Linked DNA regions of Homo sapiens: region 1 is linked to region 2. A link is a loop called in an ENCODE intact Hi-C map of the cell type or tissue named here. Cell type or tissue: A673. All regions are shown on one strand. Each heading gives the region's core, and the rest is flanking DNA. Links, peaks and the distances in the headings are about the cores only.

What was found. A loop is a pair of places that touch in the nucleus more often than their neighbours do. Peaks named below come from ENCODE experiments on the same cell type or tissue, not always from the same donor. Only the 100,000 strongest peaks of a DNase experiment are listed, where the experiment ranks them.
Region 1: a loop joins it to region 2, with 8 times the contacts of the local background. A loop is called at or near these places in 1 of 110 quality-filtered maps.

What each region holds. Positions count from the first base shown.
Region 1 is chr12:12,245,429-12,253,759 of GRCh38, reverse strand. The region is part of intron 1 of LRP6 (LDL receptor related protein 6); the gene reads left to right. It also overlaps the pseudogene LOC101929053. Among named protein-coding and RNA genes, the nearest start is that of LRP6, 17 kb to the left of the region's middle. In A673, for the core only: a CTCF peak has its summit at 4,445; DNase peaks (open chromatin) are centred at 3,929 and 4,199; H3K4me3 peaks cover 302 bases; H3K27ac peaks cover 7,129 bases.
Region 2 is chr12:12,077,907-12,086,237 of GRCh38, reverse strand. BCL2L14 (BCL2 like 14) reads right to left here. Exons shown (of 6, transcript NM_138723.2): 2 at 6,500-6,939. The coding sequence starts at 6,932. Among named protein-coding and RNA genes, the nearest start is that of BCL2L14, 11 kb to the right of the region's middle. RefSeq lists a silencer at 4,109-4,403. In A673, for the core only: a CTCF peak has its summit at 4,309; a DNase peak (open chromatin) is centred at 4,277; H3K27ac peaks cover 1,828 bases.

The sequences.
Region 1 (8,331 bases), core at 153-8,152, 170 kb before region 2:
ACAAAATACTTAAAACGGTGATGATTAACCTATTACTGATAATCTTAAAAGTGAAAGATCTCCTATTGCAAGGACGAAAAACCAAACACCGCATGTCTCACTCATAGGTGGAAATTAAACAGTGAGAACACTTGGACACAGGAAGGGGAACATCACACACCAGGTCCTGTTGTGGGGTGGGGGGAGGGGGGAGGGGTAGCATTAGGAGATACACCTAATGTAAATGACCAGTTAATGGGTGCAGCACACCAACATGGCACATGTATACATATGTAACAAACCTGCACGTTGTGCACATGTACCCTAGAACTTAAAGTATAATAATAAAAAAAAAGAAAAAAAGTGAAAGATCTTATGAAACTTTGTTAGAAAAGATAATGAAATTGGCAAGGAAGTTTGATTTTTGTGGCATGCGAACTAAAATCAACCCAAAAAAGTGTTAGACAAAAGCATATCTATAAGCGTAATGATTAACTTTATTTTATTATTATTTTTTGAGACAGAGTCTCGCTGTGTTGCCCAGGCTGGAGTTCAGTGGCGCGATCTTGGCCCACCACAACCTCTGCCTTCTGGGTTCCAGTGATTCTCCTGCCTCAGCCTCCTGGGTAGCTGGGATTACAGGCACGCGCCACCACGCCCTGCTAATTTTTATATTTTTGGTAGAGACAGGGTTTCGCCATGTTGGCCAGGCTGGTCTCAAACTCCTCACCTCAGGTGATCAACCTGCATCAGCCCCCCAAAGTGCTGGGATTAAGGTGTGAGCAACTGCGCCCAGCCGATTAACCTTATTTTAAAGAAGAGTGGCTAGTACATGTCATTTATGAATATAGATGAATATATTCATTGCAGAGAGAAAATCTAAAGACATATAATCCTAAGATGTAATGGACCATGAATATGTCAAGAGTATATCAAGAATGTATATATGTATAGAGTATATCAAGAATGTATCAAGATTATCAAGGAAAAAGATTTAGCAGTCTGGAGTAGGTCGTTAACTTCTATATAATAGCATTCCATAAGTAAATGATGTGAATTCTTAACTGAGAACCATTAGCCAACCTAGAAGATTAAAGAAGCCAAATTATGACCAAGTTAACATTGAGGAAAAAAAATCCCTGAAATTATGACTGATGACATTATACTGTTGTCTAATACCAGGCAAAGCAGCACCAGAACTCTGATTAATAGACATGGACAATGAGGGCATTGATGAATTTCTAGGAGCTTTATACCTTCATAGAACTTCCAAAATATCCCTATTAATAACATTTTACCTATACAAATTTAACTTAAACTTAGGGAGGGTAAGCCTCTCTGGCTTTGACAGTGCTTTCCATATGACCCATAACGTTTGATCAAATAAACTATTATTTTTAACATCTCTCTTTTACAAGGTAAAGGGAATTTTGATTTTCTAGGGCCCCTTAGGGGAAATCTCAAAGACAGTTGTTGGTACAAAAGGCATCATTTAGGAGGTTTGAACATTTGATTAAATAGGATCATGGGCCACTGTGGAAAAAAATACTTGGCTACATATTTAACCAAAAGTGACCGGAAAAAAAAAAAGATTTTAGTTCAGTGCGGTGGCCCATGCCTGTAATCTCAGTGCTTTGGGAGGCCAAGATGGGAGGATCACTTGAGGTCAGGAGTTTGAGACCAGCCTGGGCAACGTGGTGGGATCCTGTCTCTACAGAAATTAGCTGGGCGAAAGATTTCATGCCTATAGTTCTAGCTCCTCAGGAGGCTGAGGCAGGAGGATCGTTTGAGCCCAGGAGTTTGAAGCTGCAGTGAGCTATGATTGTGCCGTTGCAATGAGCCATGATTGTGCCACTATACTCCAGCCTGGACAACAGGGTGAGACCCTGTCTCTTAAAAAAAATATTGAAAAAAGTAAGCATGGGAGGTAATGCAGTGGTGAAGAACCTTACCCTTTTAAGGGTGTGAATACAGTTTTAAGTAATTAAGGACATGATAAAGTCAGCATTAAGCACAGGAAATTCTGGTAAGACACAATCTTTGCCTTCTGTGGAGATTATTCAGAAGGCAAAGGAAAACCTTTAATAACTTCTTTATTAAAAGCAGACTAATGGGCGGGGCACCGTGGCTCATGCCTGTAATTCCAACACTTTGGGAGGTCGAGGTGGGTGGATCACAAGGTCAGGAGATCGAGACCATCCTGGCTAACATGGTGAAACCCTGTCTCTACTAAAAAAAATGCAAAAAAAATTAGCCGTGCGTGGTGGCGGGCACCTGTAGTCCCAGCTACTCGGGAGGCTGAGGCAGGAGAATGGCATGAACCCGGGAGGTGGTGCTTGCAGTGAGCTGAGATCCCACCACTGCTCTCCAGCCTGGGTGACAGAGTGAGACTCCATCTCAAAAAACAAAAATCAAAAAGACAAACTAATAACTGAAGAAAATCCGTCATTTTAACAGAGAAAACTAAAATCTAGTTTTACGTAACTATAATATTTGATAAGCACTTAAAAACATCTTACAAATAAACCCGTCAAATCTTAGCCGGCTTTGGCTGGGCACGGTGGCTCACGCCTGTAATCCCAGCACTTCGGAGGCCGAGGTGGGCGAATCACTTGAGGTCAGCAGTTTAAGACCAGCCTGGCTAACATGGCAAAACCACGTCTCTACTAAAAATACAAAAAAATTAGCTGGGTGTGGTGGCGAGCGCCTGTAATCCCACCTACGAGGGAGGCTGAGGCAGGAGAATCACTTGAACCTGGGAGGTGAAGGTTACATTAAGCCCAGATTGTACCACTGCACTCCAGCCTGGGTGACAGAGCGAAACCCCATCTCGAAAAACGAAGAAGAAGAAAAAAATCAAGCCAGGTGCGTTGGCTCACGTCTGTTACCCCAGCACATTGGGAGGCTGAGGTGGGTGGATCATTTGAAGTTAGGAGTTCGAGACCAGCCTGGCCAACATGGTGAAACCTGCCTCTACTAAAAATACAAAAATTAGCCGGGTGTGGTGTTGGGCGCCTGTAGTCCCAGCTACTTGGGAAGCTGAGGCAGGAGAATCTCTTGAACCAGGGAGTCGGAGGTTGCAGTGAGCCGAGATTGTGCCACTGCACTCCAGCCTGGGTGACACAGTGAGACTTTGTCTCAAAACAAAACCCCCAAAATATTAGTAAATATGTATATGATATTTCTGTGTGCAGTGAACTGTAGTAGGCATTGATGATAAAATTAGTTATAAGGTATGGTTCTTGTTTCCAAGGGCTGAGATCCTAGAGGTAGGAAGTATGCTTAAAAAAAAAAAAAGCTAATATCATGTAAGTACTAAAGACTAAGGATTAAAAGAAGTAAAGCTGAGTCAATTAGAAAGGGTTACAGAGTAGGTAAGGTTTGACTCTGGCCTTGAAGGACTTGCTTGCTGGGAGAAAAAGAGAAGTATGGAGTAGGCAGGAAAATGAATACTCTGCAATGATGGGTGTGATGTACTCCCAGTTTACATGTTTTGAAACCTGTTTGTATGATGCAGAGACTATAAAAGATTAATTTAGAGTCCTAGGTAGAAGTCATGGTGGAAGGCTGAGGTATTGAGGCATTTTGTAAATTTAGGCAAGGGGAATCAGAATGGCTTTTGAGTTGGCTAAACTGAAAGTATTAGAAGTAGAAAAGGAAAGGGGAGAATATTGAGATAACTTACTATTAGGATATTTTAGGCCTAAAGTCATGAAGGTCTAGAGTAGGATAGTGGTTTTAAAAATGGAGAAGAGGAGACAGATTTAAAGACATGCTTGTAAAATAAGAGTCAACAAGACAGTAATTGTCAGACTAGGGGAAAAGGGGAGGGGCTCAAAGATGGCTCCAAGGCATGCCAGTAAGGTTAGAATTGTGTACCATTGACTGGTGAGGGATTTTGTTGTTTTGGGGGAAAGGTGATGAATTTAATTTAACGGGAGGTAGAGATGGCCAACAAAAAGTTAGAGGGACAGAACTAGAGATGATGTTTTGGGAATTAGCTGCATAGAATTGCTTGTTGACCAGGTGAACTTTAATTAATTTATTTCCTTCCTTCCTTCCTTCCTTCCTTCCTTCCTTCCTTCCTTCCTTCCTTCCTTCCTTCCTTCTGTTATAGCACAACTTATATATTTCAAATGGACAAAAAATTAGTTTTACAGCATCTTAAGATAAATTTCCTTTGAATGGGAGCTTCCTTTCCAGTACTTTGAGGTCTACAAGACATATCTAGAAAATTTGCTGCTGTGGAAAATGAAGACTGCTTAAATTGAATGAGGGGGAAGAGGAAGGGCCTGTGGTTTTTCTTTTCGATTAATTGCTGTAACACTGTGTTGTGGTTTTTCTTTTCGATTAGTTGCTGTAACACTGTCCTTGAGGTGGCTGAGGGAGTTTCATATTTTCTTTAGACACCATTAGGCGCCAAAGCTCTTGCAGGACAACTTTGGTGCTGTGAATTCTGCCATTTTGCTAGCACTGATATGGCTCTTGGGTCCACCAATCCATTAGAACTATTAACTCCATTCATATTAATTTTTTGTTACAAATCTTACAAAGGGGGGTGCTTCTGGGTATTTAGGTCCACATTTTATTTTAAGGCTGTATATTCAGTTTTCATAAATTGTTCTTGCAGGCCCAATTATCATCCCTGTACGTCTTGTAAGTGTCACGTCTTTATCATTGTCTAGACCTCAGCTAACTGCCATCTCCTACTCCTTTCTGGCCTTCTTTGAGTTCTTCCAAAAGTGGGAAATTGCAAGGGACTTTTACCCCCGAGCCTGTGGTGGCTGCCACCTTGTGTTGCTGTTGCTTGTGAACTTTAATTTTTTATACTCTGTCATTTGGAACAACAGAGAGTCTTAGGATACCTATATATAGGAAGTGGAAGGTTTGAAACAAGACAAGAAAAAATAGGTAGTATTGTATGAGGAGAACATTCTATATAGGTAGGGATATAGTCAACAGCATTGACTGCTCTAGAGGTGTTAAGAATAAAGACTGAGAGGCTGGGCGCAGTGGCTCAAGCCTGTAATCCCAGCACTTTGGGAGGCCGAGGCGGGCGGATCACGAGGTCAGGAGATCGAGACCATCCTGGCTAACACGGTGAAACCCCATCTCTACTAAAAATACAAAAATTAGCTGGGCGTAGTGGCGGGCGCCTGTAGTCCCAGCTACTCGGGAGGCTGAGGCAGGAGAATGGCGTGAACCCGGGAGGCGGACCTTGCAGTGAGCCGAGATTGCACCACTGCACTCCAGCCTGGGCGACAGAGCCAGACTCCATCTCAAAAAAAAAAAAAAAAAAAAAAAAAAAAGAGTAAAGACTGAGAAAAGACCACTGGATTTGGTTATAAAGATTTAGAGGAAGCACTTGCAGTTGAGTGATGGATAGGAAGTTAGATAAAAGAGTAATAGCTAATGAATGGTAGTGTGAAGTATATATACCAATGTTATAAGATTTTGCAGTTAGTAGAAATATAATTATTATTCTGATGGTAGCAAGGTTAGGGTTATTAAAACAAAACAATAGCAAGGAACCTGGCGTAAACCATTGAAAATACGAGAAATACAGAACAATTGATAGAGCGAAGTTGTAGAGAGGAGGTAAGGAGGCTGAACCGAAAGTATTGCTTTAGCCTTAGGAGGAAGGCCATCTTCTCATTTGAGACTGAGGACAAGGTAAGGGAAGATGGGTGGAGAGAAAATTTTGAGAGGTATAAATTAAGATGTTGGGGATGTATGACATTTACCTTGTATCCTGCTTCACTGAGATTGTTTTATGAGATGATCTGAGGATAAAGGATTCAGGGCATGGAAATTAGTCTTTAAAAGTAGAAAAGGCTTAGAAAGGCTGGTAGAGAAAGTTTCCCAGGAGTTTAATAAAGGAAAACAAGGATTCCTGAGCACTGTGAGTGTTCCACTGAAGAGAAGTGATGGTGATTATTTGGGTTATCTGAATACTAGGCAGTCAGAAAGTAAGCTCTCTGGAATGGAAGATACTGGCATGTTCCAGGGAGCAAGTATGTGGTTCCAGTGTATCTGTTTGGTAGATAAAAACAATGTTACAAATCAAATTATACCTATCAGATATCCCATTTAATATGTTGCTGAACAGATACTGGTGACAATGTAATAGAAAGTATTCAAGCATCAGAAGGGTGGTTGGACAGGATGAACCCTGGGATTTCCTTTCAATAGTGTGGTTTATGTGCAGCAGATTTATGTACAGTCCTTTACAAATCCTCAATTGTAACCAGTATTGCTAACTTAAAAAAGATTAACTTTGCCTCCTTCACCCGTTTTCAGGAGGGAGAAGAGACTCAGAATGCTTGTGAGGCCTTAACTGACCAGAAAGCGTTTTTGGATTTTGTAGACCAAAAATATTCAGTACACGTAGAAGTGTTAAAGTTTGACTTGAAAGCAATGAAAGACATTTGGCTGCCACCTAATGTCCTATAGCTTTGATATAGTTTTCCAAGATAGTGCCATAAAGAAGGTGCCCAGTAAATATTAGATGATTATCACTCTTGAATTTTCAATTTTAAGTGTTTCGTGGGTATTCCTTAGCCTTATGCAGCACTTAGCATTGTATCCTTCACTAGTAGGGACCTTTTTTCTGATGTTTATATTTGGCCCATAGTATGAGAGACTCAGTATAGTGGGCTCTGTGGGGACTGATAAATCAGTGTGATGTGTGAAGGCCAGAAATGAATTAAAAGTGACTCTGTTAGGGAAGTTTATGAATTTGCTGATAGCTGCAGCAGATACACAGAATAAGCAGAAAGATTGGTTAGCCACTTTTTAAAAAAGCTGTCTGCCAGTTTGTTTTTGACTAAGAAAGTTGGATTTAAGCTTAGTTAGGGAAGTTTATGTTGTACTTATAGATGAAAATAGTATACATTTATAACTATTTGACAGACACAATCTATAGTGTAAACATCACTTTTTTCTTACACTTTTTTGAGATTGGAGTAATTTCTTGAAAAGGGGAATCGTTACTTCTAAATGGTAGTTGGGCTTGGCTTCAGATGACACAGTTGTAGACCCTTAGTAAGTAATTATGAAAGAAGATCATGTAGATAATTGTATCATAACTCACTCTTTTTTTTTTTTTTGAGACAGGGTCTCCCTCTGTCACCCAGGCTCACTGCAGCCTTAAATTCCTGGGCTCAAGTGACCCTCCCATTTTAGTCTCCTGAGTACCTAGGACTACAGGCGTGCACCACTATGCCTGGCTACTTTTTTAAATTAATTTTTTTGTAGAGATGGGGTTTCCATGTGTTGCCAAGGCTGGTCTTGAACTCCCGGGCTTAACCAAAGTGCTGGGATTACAGGCGTGAGCCACCGTGCCTGGCTTGGTCTTACTTTTGCTGCCTCATTTATGTTCTGCATTCCAGCCTCTAGATGTGTGCTATCCAATACTACCACTAGCCACACTTGTCTATATAAATTGGAATGAATTAAGATTATATAAAATTGGGGCCGGGCGCAGTGGCTCACGCCTGTAATCCCAAGCACTTTGGGAGGCCCTGGCGGGTGGATCACCGGAGGCCAGGAGTTCAAGACCAGCCTGGTCAACATGGCGAAACCCCACCTCTAGTAAAAATACAAAAAATTAGCCGGACCCATAGTGGTGGGCACCTGTAATCCCAACTACTCAGGAGGCTGAGGCAGGAGAATTGCTTGAACCTGGGAGGCGGAGGCTGCAGTGAGCTGAGATCGTGCCATTGCACTCCAGCCTGGGCAACAAGAGCAAAACTCTGTCTCAAAAAAAAAAAAAAAAAAAAAAAGTTTATATAAAATTAAAAATTTAATTTTGTAGTCACACTAGCCACATTTTAAGCGCTCCATAGCTGCGTGTGACTGGTGGTACTGTGTTATGCAGTGGAGAGGACATTTCCATCATCACAGAAAGTTCTGTAGGACAGTAGTGCTCTAGATTTTTAATTGTTGCTTGATACTAGGAAAGTAAATGTCAGAAGCTTGGAATAGATATTTAATAAAAACCAAAAAACATGGAATTTATACTACCTCACTCCCAACAGCTTCAACTTTCTCAAAGTTAAATGTTATTTCTGTAAGATTGGCTTTATATTTAGTTTCGGGTCTTTTCAAAGGTCATTTTAATAGTAATATAGAACAGAATAAAGTAGCTTTACTAAGAACTATTTCTGTCAAACTGTAACAGTTTTATTAAGGTATAATTGATAGACAATAAATTTTGCTTATGTTAAGTGTAAAATTTAATAAGTTTTGACATGTTTACACCTCCGAAACCATCATTATTGATAATATAGCTCATCACCTGCAAAAGTTTGCTCATGCCCATTTTTAATCCTCCCCCTCATTCTTTTGCAC
Region 2 (8,331 bases), core at 7-8,006:
CAAGCGATTGTCCCACCTCAGCCTCCTGAGTAGCTGGGATGACAGGTGTGCATCACCACGCCTGGCTAATTTATTAAAATTCTTTTTCTAGAGATAAGGTCTCCCTATGTTGCCCAGGTTGTTCTTGAACTCCTAAGCGCAAGCAATCCTCCCACATCAGCCTCCCAAAGTGCTAGGATTACAAGGATGAGCCACCACCACACCCAACCTAAATCCTAAACTTTTAAAAGCTTGTACAAGCTGTCTTGGATGCCGTGTGGAGCAGCTGGGTTTTACCATGTAACATTTGAAGACTAACATTAGGTAATTCACAGGACTTGAAGACAGTAATGGAGTGGCGTTTTGGACAGAAGGTTGGTGTGCTCAAACTCCTAGGGCACTTCTGGGCTTTGTACAGCACTGGAGGTAAGAGAGGCAAGTAGGGGGCCTGGGAGGGACTGAGCCACAAGAGAAACAGGTTTTGACATCATATGCAGCTGCCAAGGTGGCTCCTGATCCCTCTCCCTGGATTCCTCCAAGCTGAAGGCTTCAGTGTCCTCCCTTCAGCCCTCCAGCCATTCACGGAAAGGCCACAGAAGATACTGCTCTGTCCATGATGCCATCCTCTGGTGGACATCTGACTCATAAAGCCATCTTTTCCATGGTTAGTCCACAGGGTTCAAAAACCAATAAGAAGCGAATGACGGAGAGAAGAAAGATCAAGAAGAAAAGGATCAATGTCTTTCCTCCTCGTTTTTTAAGAACCAAGCGAAACAGACTTTCCACTTTGTAATCCCCTTATTGCAGCCCAGCCGGCCTCCGCTGGAACTCTGGCCACCCATGGCCCCTGGCAAAGAAAGAAATGGCAAGAGGCTATCTTCCAAAGCCAAGGGAAACTTCCCTGGCCATGTCCTCAGGAGATGAGAAAGGAAAGCAGGCCTCTGCTGCCTTTTCAACCTTGTGCAGCTCATCTAGGGTAATCAGCATGCGGTTCTACCACCAGAAAGCACCCTGTGCCCATCTTGCACATTAAGAAGCTCCATGAAGGGTCCCAAAGGCTCTGTCCCCTCCTCCTCTCATAAGGCAGGGTGGCCACAAGATCACCAACAGGTACAAAATTACTCAATCTGGCTAACTGTGTACAGGGTATTGACTTTTTTTTTTTTTTTTTTTTTGAGACGGAGTCTCGCTCTGTTGCCCAGGCTGGAGTGCAATGGCACGATCTCGGCTCGCTGCAACCTCCACCTTCTGGGTTCAAGCCATTCTCTCTGCCTCAGCCTCCTGTGTAGCTGGGATTACAGGACGTAGTGGCTCCCGCCACTACGTCCAGCTAATTTTTGTATATTTTCAGTAGAGACAGGGTTTTGCCATGTTGGCCAGGCTGGTCTTGAACTCTTGACCTCAGGTGATCCTCCTGCCTCAGCCTCCCAAAGTGCTGGGGTTACAGCAGGGTATTGATTTCTGTGGGTTTGTGGACATGGAGTGAGACATGTCCAGGAGAAACTATAAGCAAACATGTTCCCACAGATGCACTAGCTCTAGTTAAAATTCCCATCTTGGATATTTTAATTTTAAAACATGAAAAAGAAAAGATTATATCCTTGTCAGACTTGGTCCTGTCTGATAGGCGAGGGAACACTGGATGGGGTGGGGAGAAGACAGAAAGGCTGTCTGTTCCTTGGAGTCTGTTTTGGGGGTCATCGTGGCGCCAGGAAGAGCAGGCCAACAGGGTCGGAAGGTCCCATTTCGCCTGTGGTCTGAGGCATTTGTTTTAAAGAGAAAGGGCAGGGGGTTGGGGTGTGACTTCCTTATGGACTGCTCTTTCCCACTCAGTATCCACTTTCTTCTTCTTCCTTAGTAACAGACCTCTAAAATGTGAGGGGCAGCAATGAACCCAGCTGAACAAACTATATTCCCTGGGCTCCCTTGCAGTAGGGAAGGGCCAATGAGATGTCAGAAGCTGGGGGCAGTTTCAAGAAAGCTCTCGAAAAGGGAGCTAAGGCTGGGTGCGGTGGCTCACGCCCGTAATCCCAGCATTTTGGGAGGCCAAGGCGAGGCCATCATTTTAGGCCAGGAGTTCGAGACCAGCCTGGGTAACACAGACCCCATCTTTACAAAAGATTAAAAAATAATAATAAAATAAAAGGGAGCTGAATTACCTAGAAAGAAGGCACCCTTTGCCCTTCCTTTGCTTCCTTTTTATTCTTGCCTGAGATGTAGACATGATGGGTGAAGCCCCAACAGCCACCTTTAGAATATAAGGTGACTTTGAGGTGGAAGCCACGAGCTGAGGGATGGCAGAATTCCCAGGAATTCTTTTTTTCACCCCGTCATCCAAGCTGGAGTGCAATGGTGTGATCTCAGCTCAGTGCAACCTGCGCCTCCCAGGCTCAAGTGATTCTCCTCCTTCAGCCTCTCGAGTAGCTGAGACTGCAGGCGCGCACCATGGCGCCTGGCTAATTTTTGTATTTTTTTTAATAGAGACGGGGTTTTGTCATGTTGCTCAGGCTGGTCTCAAACTCTTTGGCTCAAGTGATCTGCCCACCTCAGACTCCCAAAGGGCTGGGATTATAGGCATGAGCCACCCTGCCTGGCCATTCCCAGAAATTCTTAATAACTTTGTGGAGCTGTCATATCATGCCTGAGCTGCCAAACTTTTGTCCTCTTTTAAAGGAGAGAAAAGCAAACCTGTATATTATTTAAGCCATGGGTATTTGAGTGTTCCACTGTATATCGCTGAACCTCACCTTAACTATAACATTCCACGTGAGCAAATCGTAGCTATGGAGAAACAAAAGATTCACAAGTGAAAGAGCCTGGGTTGGTAGTCTTTAAAACTGGTGTTATTGTCCATTTCTCTGCATCCTGAGGCCTCTTCCTAACAGAGTTTGGTCTTGGGACATAATCTCACAGTTCCCATGTAAGCCCGGTACTGAGGCCTGGCAGTGGCTGTACAAGGCTACATAGTGACTTACAGTTAAAATAACCCAGGTGAGGCCAGGCACGGTGGCTCACGCCTGTAATCCCAGCACTTTGGGAGGCTGAGGCGGACAGATCACGAGGCCAGGAGATCGAGACCATCCTGGCTAACACGATGAAACCCTGTCTCTACTAAAAATACAAAAAATTAGCCGGGCGTGGTGGTGGGCGCCCGTAGTCCCAGCTACTCGGGAGGCTGAGGCAGGAGAATGGTGTGAACCCAGGAGGCAGAGGTTGCAGTGAGCCGAGATCAGGCCACTGCACTCCAGCCTGGGTGACAGAGCAAGACTCTGTCTCAAAAACAACAAACAAACAAACAAAAAAGAACCCAGGAGAAACCAAATTTGCAAGGCCTGATTTGTATGTGGCAAAATAGAAATAGAATGTGAGGCTCTCTTGGATCACGCTCAATGTAAAACCGACACAAGTAACACAAGTAAAAAACACACAATTAACTGACTAAATGCAAGCGTGAGGAGAAAGGTGATAAGGGAAGATAAGCTGTAAATATGTGTTTAAAGCCTTCTTAGGAGGTAATCATTTTTCATTTTTTATGGAGAATATTATTCAGCCATAGGTACTATTCAGCTATTCAGCACATTAACACATCACCTAAGTGTTTTTGAATGTAATCTTTAATTCTCAATCTCACATAAAAGTTTTCTTTCCCTACTGAAAAAAGAAATAAAAGCTTCTCTTGAAATTTTAGAAAATAAAAAAAATGTCAAATGACACTCCAGTAAATACTGAAATACAGAATGCAATTTATCTCAGGAAAAACCAGAAGACTAAGGTCTGTAAAAGCTTTCTCTGTCTGCTGGCAAAGTCCACAGTACAGGCCAAGTAGAAAAGCCTATTTAGGTGCCTCCAAACTGTTCTTTGCCCCAGAGCCCAGATGCCACCCCCGGCAGAAGAAGCCATGGCTGGGTGAGGGCAGCTGAGGGGTGGGGAGGCAGATGTGGAGGGAAGGACCACAGGGGGCCGCTCCCTCTTGCCCTAGACCTGCCCTAGCTGGGCAGAGTTCAGAGAGCAGATGCCTTGCTGTAAAAATGAAACAAGTCTAGGGAGAGGCCTGGACTTCTGGTGAGTCCAGGCTCTGCTACTTCCTGGATGTTTCCTTGGTAAGCCCTTTTTGTGGGACTCCCATTTCCTCATCCTGTCTGTGCCATGAGGTTCCCTCAGATGATCCTGACCATAACTCCCACTGTTCTAAACATCTGAAACTCTAATGGGAAAAGGGAGTTTCCTTGATCATAGTGAGTGATCTAAAGCTGTCTATGAGTGGGCTGATTCTCCAAGCAAGCCAGGACTGTCACATTTAAAAACTGAGACATTACTGCCACCTCTTGACTAATTATTGACAAGTTACCCAGGCCAATGAAACTCAGCAGGAGGGGGCCTTTCTTTTAAAATCTGGCTTTGCGGCTGGGTGCAGTGGCTCACACTTGTAATCCCAGCACTTCGGGAGCCCAAGGTGGGCAGATCACGAGGTCAGGAGTTCGAGGCCAGCCTGACCAACATGGTGAAACGCTGTCTCTACTAAAAATACAAAAATTAGCCAGGCCTGGTGGTGCGCGCCTGTGATCCCAGCTACTCAGGAGGCTGAGGCAGGAGAATTGCTTGAACCTGGGAGGCGGAGCTTGCAGTGAGCCGAGATTACACCACAGCACTCCAGCCTGGGCGACAGAGCAAGACTCCATCTAAAACACCTTAAAAAAAAAAAAAAAATCTGGGCTTTGGGCACTGGGCTTTGTTGAAGGGGAAGAAGATGCTTATGCCAAGGTGTGCGCATGAAGGGCAACTGTCTTTTTTTTTTTTTTTTTGGAGACAGAGTCTCATTATGTCACCCAGAGCTGGGGTGCAGTGATGTGATCTTCGCTCACTGCAGCCTTGACCTCCTGAGCTCAAGTGATCCTTCCACCTCAGCCTCCATAGTAGCTGGGACAACAGGCATGTGCCACCATGCCTCGCTAATTTTTTTATTTTAATTTTTTAATGGAGACAGGGTCTTGCTATGATGCCAGGCTGATCTCAAACTCTTGGTGTCAAGTGATCCTCCTGCCTTGGTTTCCCACAGTGCTGAGAGTATCGACGTGATGGGCTCTCACTCTGTCACCCAGGCTGGAGTGCAGTGGCATCATCTTGGCTCACTGCAACCTCTACTTCCCAGGCTCAAGCCATCCTCCCACCTCAGCCTCCCGAGTAGCCAGGACCACAGGCGTGCACCACCATGTCTGACTAATTTTTTTGTATTTTTTGGTAGAGACAGGGTTTTGCCATGTTGCTAAGGCTGGTCTTGAACTCCTGAGCTCAACCGATCCACCCACCTTGGCCTCCCAAAGTGCTGGGATTACAGGTATGAGCCTCAGTGCCTGGTGAAAATGTTTCATTAAGTACAATTAATTTTGTCCAACTGAGGGAAGATTTTGTCTAAATGCTTCTCAGTTGTTTTTGTAGGATGGTTTGTACTTTGTCAAGAGTCCTTTTACTCTTGCTCTCTGATCTTCCCATCAACCATACGAGGTGGAGAGAGTGGGGTACCCAATGTACAGATGGAAACACAGAGGCCCTGAGCGAATGAGTTGACTTAGGAAGAGCAGCGGCCCAGGCAGCCCAAGCAAGCCCCTGGTTAGGGCTCGTTCTTTTTTTTTTTTTTTTTTGAGACAAAGTCTTACCCTGTAGCTCAGGCTGGAGTGCAGTGATGCAATCTCGGCTCACTGCAACCTCCGCCTCCCAGGTTCAAGCGATTCTCTTGCCCCAGCCTCCCGAGTAGCTGGGAATACAAGCATGCGCCACCATGCCCGGCTAATTTTTTGTATCTTTAGTAGAGACGGGTTTTCACTATGTTGGCCAGGCTAGTCTTGAACTCCTGACCTTATGATCTGCCCACCTCAACCTTCCAAAGTGCTGGAATTACAGGCATGAGCCACTGCGCCTAGCCTCCTTCTTTTATATTGGTGTCTGGTACAGAGGACTAGGAATTTGGGAAACAAGCTTATTTATAGACAGTGGAGAAAGAAAACCAGTCCCAGCACCCTTAACTTCCATCATTTCCTTTTAGTCATTTTTTTTTTTTTGACGGAGTCTCACTCTGTCACCCAAGCTGGAGTGCAGTGATGCCATCTTGGCTCACTGCAAGCTCCGCCTGCTGGGTTCACGCCATTCTCCTGCCTCAGCCTCCCGAGTAGCTGGGACTACAGGCACCCGCCAACACGCCCGGCTAATTTTTTGTATTTTTTAGTGGAGACGGGGTTTTACCGTGTTAGCCAGGATGGTCTCAATCTCCTGACCTCATGATCCACCCGCCTTGGCCTCCCAGAGTGCTGGGATTACAGGCGTGAGCCACCGCGCCCAGGCAGCAACTCCTTTTAGTCTTGAGAAAAGCAGGGCAATTATGATTGAACACTAATAAGTTGGAAAGCTGAGGCACAACGCATGCCTTCTCTAAAGCCACTTTACAACATGAGAAGAGATGTACCACTCTGGACACAAAGAAGGGAAAAACCAGGAAGCGGGAGAGAAAGAAATCCCAGATGCCTACCTTCATGCTCCAAGCACTGCTCCACGTTAGAAAGACACCTGGACCACTGCTGGCTGTGCGAATCTTGGTATTCCAACGTCCTTTGACCCTGAGCAGAGACCTTGGCAGGCGTGCTCTGCGAATCTTCCTTCTCCACTACTCCAAAGAATGCTTTCCAAGAAGACTTTTTCTTGCCAAGGTTTATGGCCTTCTCACTGGATTGGGAATTTCTGCAAGGCCATGACACCTCTGTCCATGACTCATTTGCTGAACAATTCCCCAGGCCCCTCTGGGACAAACTTCTTGTTCTCAGCAGCTTTGGTGAGAAGAGAGCAGGGGTGCTCTTGAAGACATGATGTCTGGTGTAGTAGGCGAGGATTTTGAATTCTATGGTGTTTAGGTCATCATCATCTAGGGGGATTTCTTCCAGGTCACACCCACTGGTGCTACACATGTTGGGCCTGTAACAACAAAGTCCACACTGTGCCCTTCTATGCAGGGCCACTTACCCTTTGCAGGTTAGGAGAGACAGGGGTGAAAACTCAGGAAACATTTATTGAACATCTATTGTGTTTGTGCTGGAGGGTAGAGAGGGAAAAGCCACAGTCTTACTAGGGTGGGAAGAGAGACATGGCCATAGATAACTCCACATAAAGAAAATGAACTGCCGGGTGCGGTGGCTCACGCCTGTAATCCCAAAACTTTGGGAGGCCAAGGCGGGCAGATCATGAGGTCAGGAGTTCAAGACCAGCCTGGCCTATACAGTGAAAGCCCGTCTCTACTAAAGATACAAAAATTAGCCAGGCATGGTGGCGCACGCCTGTAGACCCGGCTACTTGGGAGGCTGCGGCAGAAGAATCGCTTGAACCCAGGAGTCGGGGGTTGTAGTGAGCTGAGATTGCGCCACTGCACTCCAGCCTGGCGACAGAGTGAGACTCCGTCTCAAAAAACAAAAAACAACAGAGAGAGAATGAACTAATGAACTAAGTAAGAGGTCTAACAGAGATGCAGATAGCCAGGTTAGAAGGCAGGGATAGGTGAGCTTCAAAGAAAGAGGCAAGTGAAAGCTTTTGGAAAGCTAGAAGGAGTTAGACAGGTGGGTGGATATTGGGGCTACAACAGGGCGGGCAGAGGGGAGATTATAGGTGAATTCAGAATGTGTTTGAAGAGTGGTGAGAGAACTGGGACAGCATACGTATGCAGTTTGCAAATAGCCAGGGCTTGAAAATAGTGGAGGGAAAATAAGTGAACTAGCACTTGGGTCCAGATTATGGTGGTCTTTGACTATCAGGCTGAAGCTTCGCATTTTCTCACGTTGATCAGTACATTTCAAAATGAGCTGTGGACTGTGGAGTTAAAGGTCTTGCTGGGGAGGTGGCAAAAGAGGGAGGCCAATTCAGGGAAGAGAAATGCCTGGGACCTGACCCTTCCCTTCCTCGGTTCCTTCTCCCTCTACCCTCTGCTTTAGCTTGTCCCGGCTTCTCTCTCCTCTCTCTCTCTCTTTCTTTTTTCTTGCTATATTTGGTATGCCATGTAAGATTTCATCTGAAAAAAGCATCCTGTTATTTTATTTTACTTTTTACGAATTTGAAACACACTGATGGAGGCAATGGAGAGCTGTTCAAAGTTTTGAGTAGAGAGTGATGTGATCACAGGCATGTTTGAAAAAGATCAGTACAAGCACTAAAACAACAGGATGCAAGCATTTCTTCTTTATTTCCATACGAATAACAGGATAGATAAAGAACTGATTTTGTTCAATTTCCTTTGCTTGAGCTTACATGAAATAACTCCTTCTCTGGTTTCCTGCTAGGAAAGCAGTTCTTTTTGCTAATAATCTGTTTCCTTCTGCT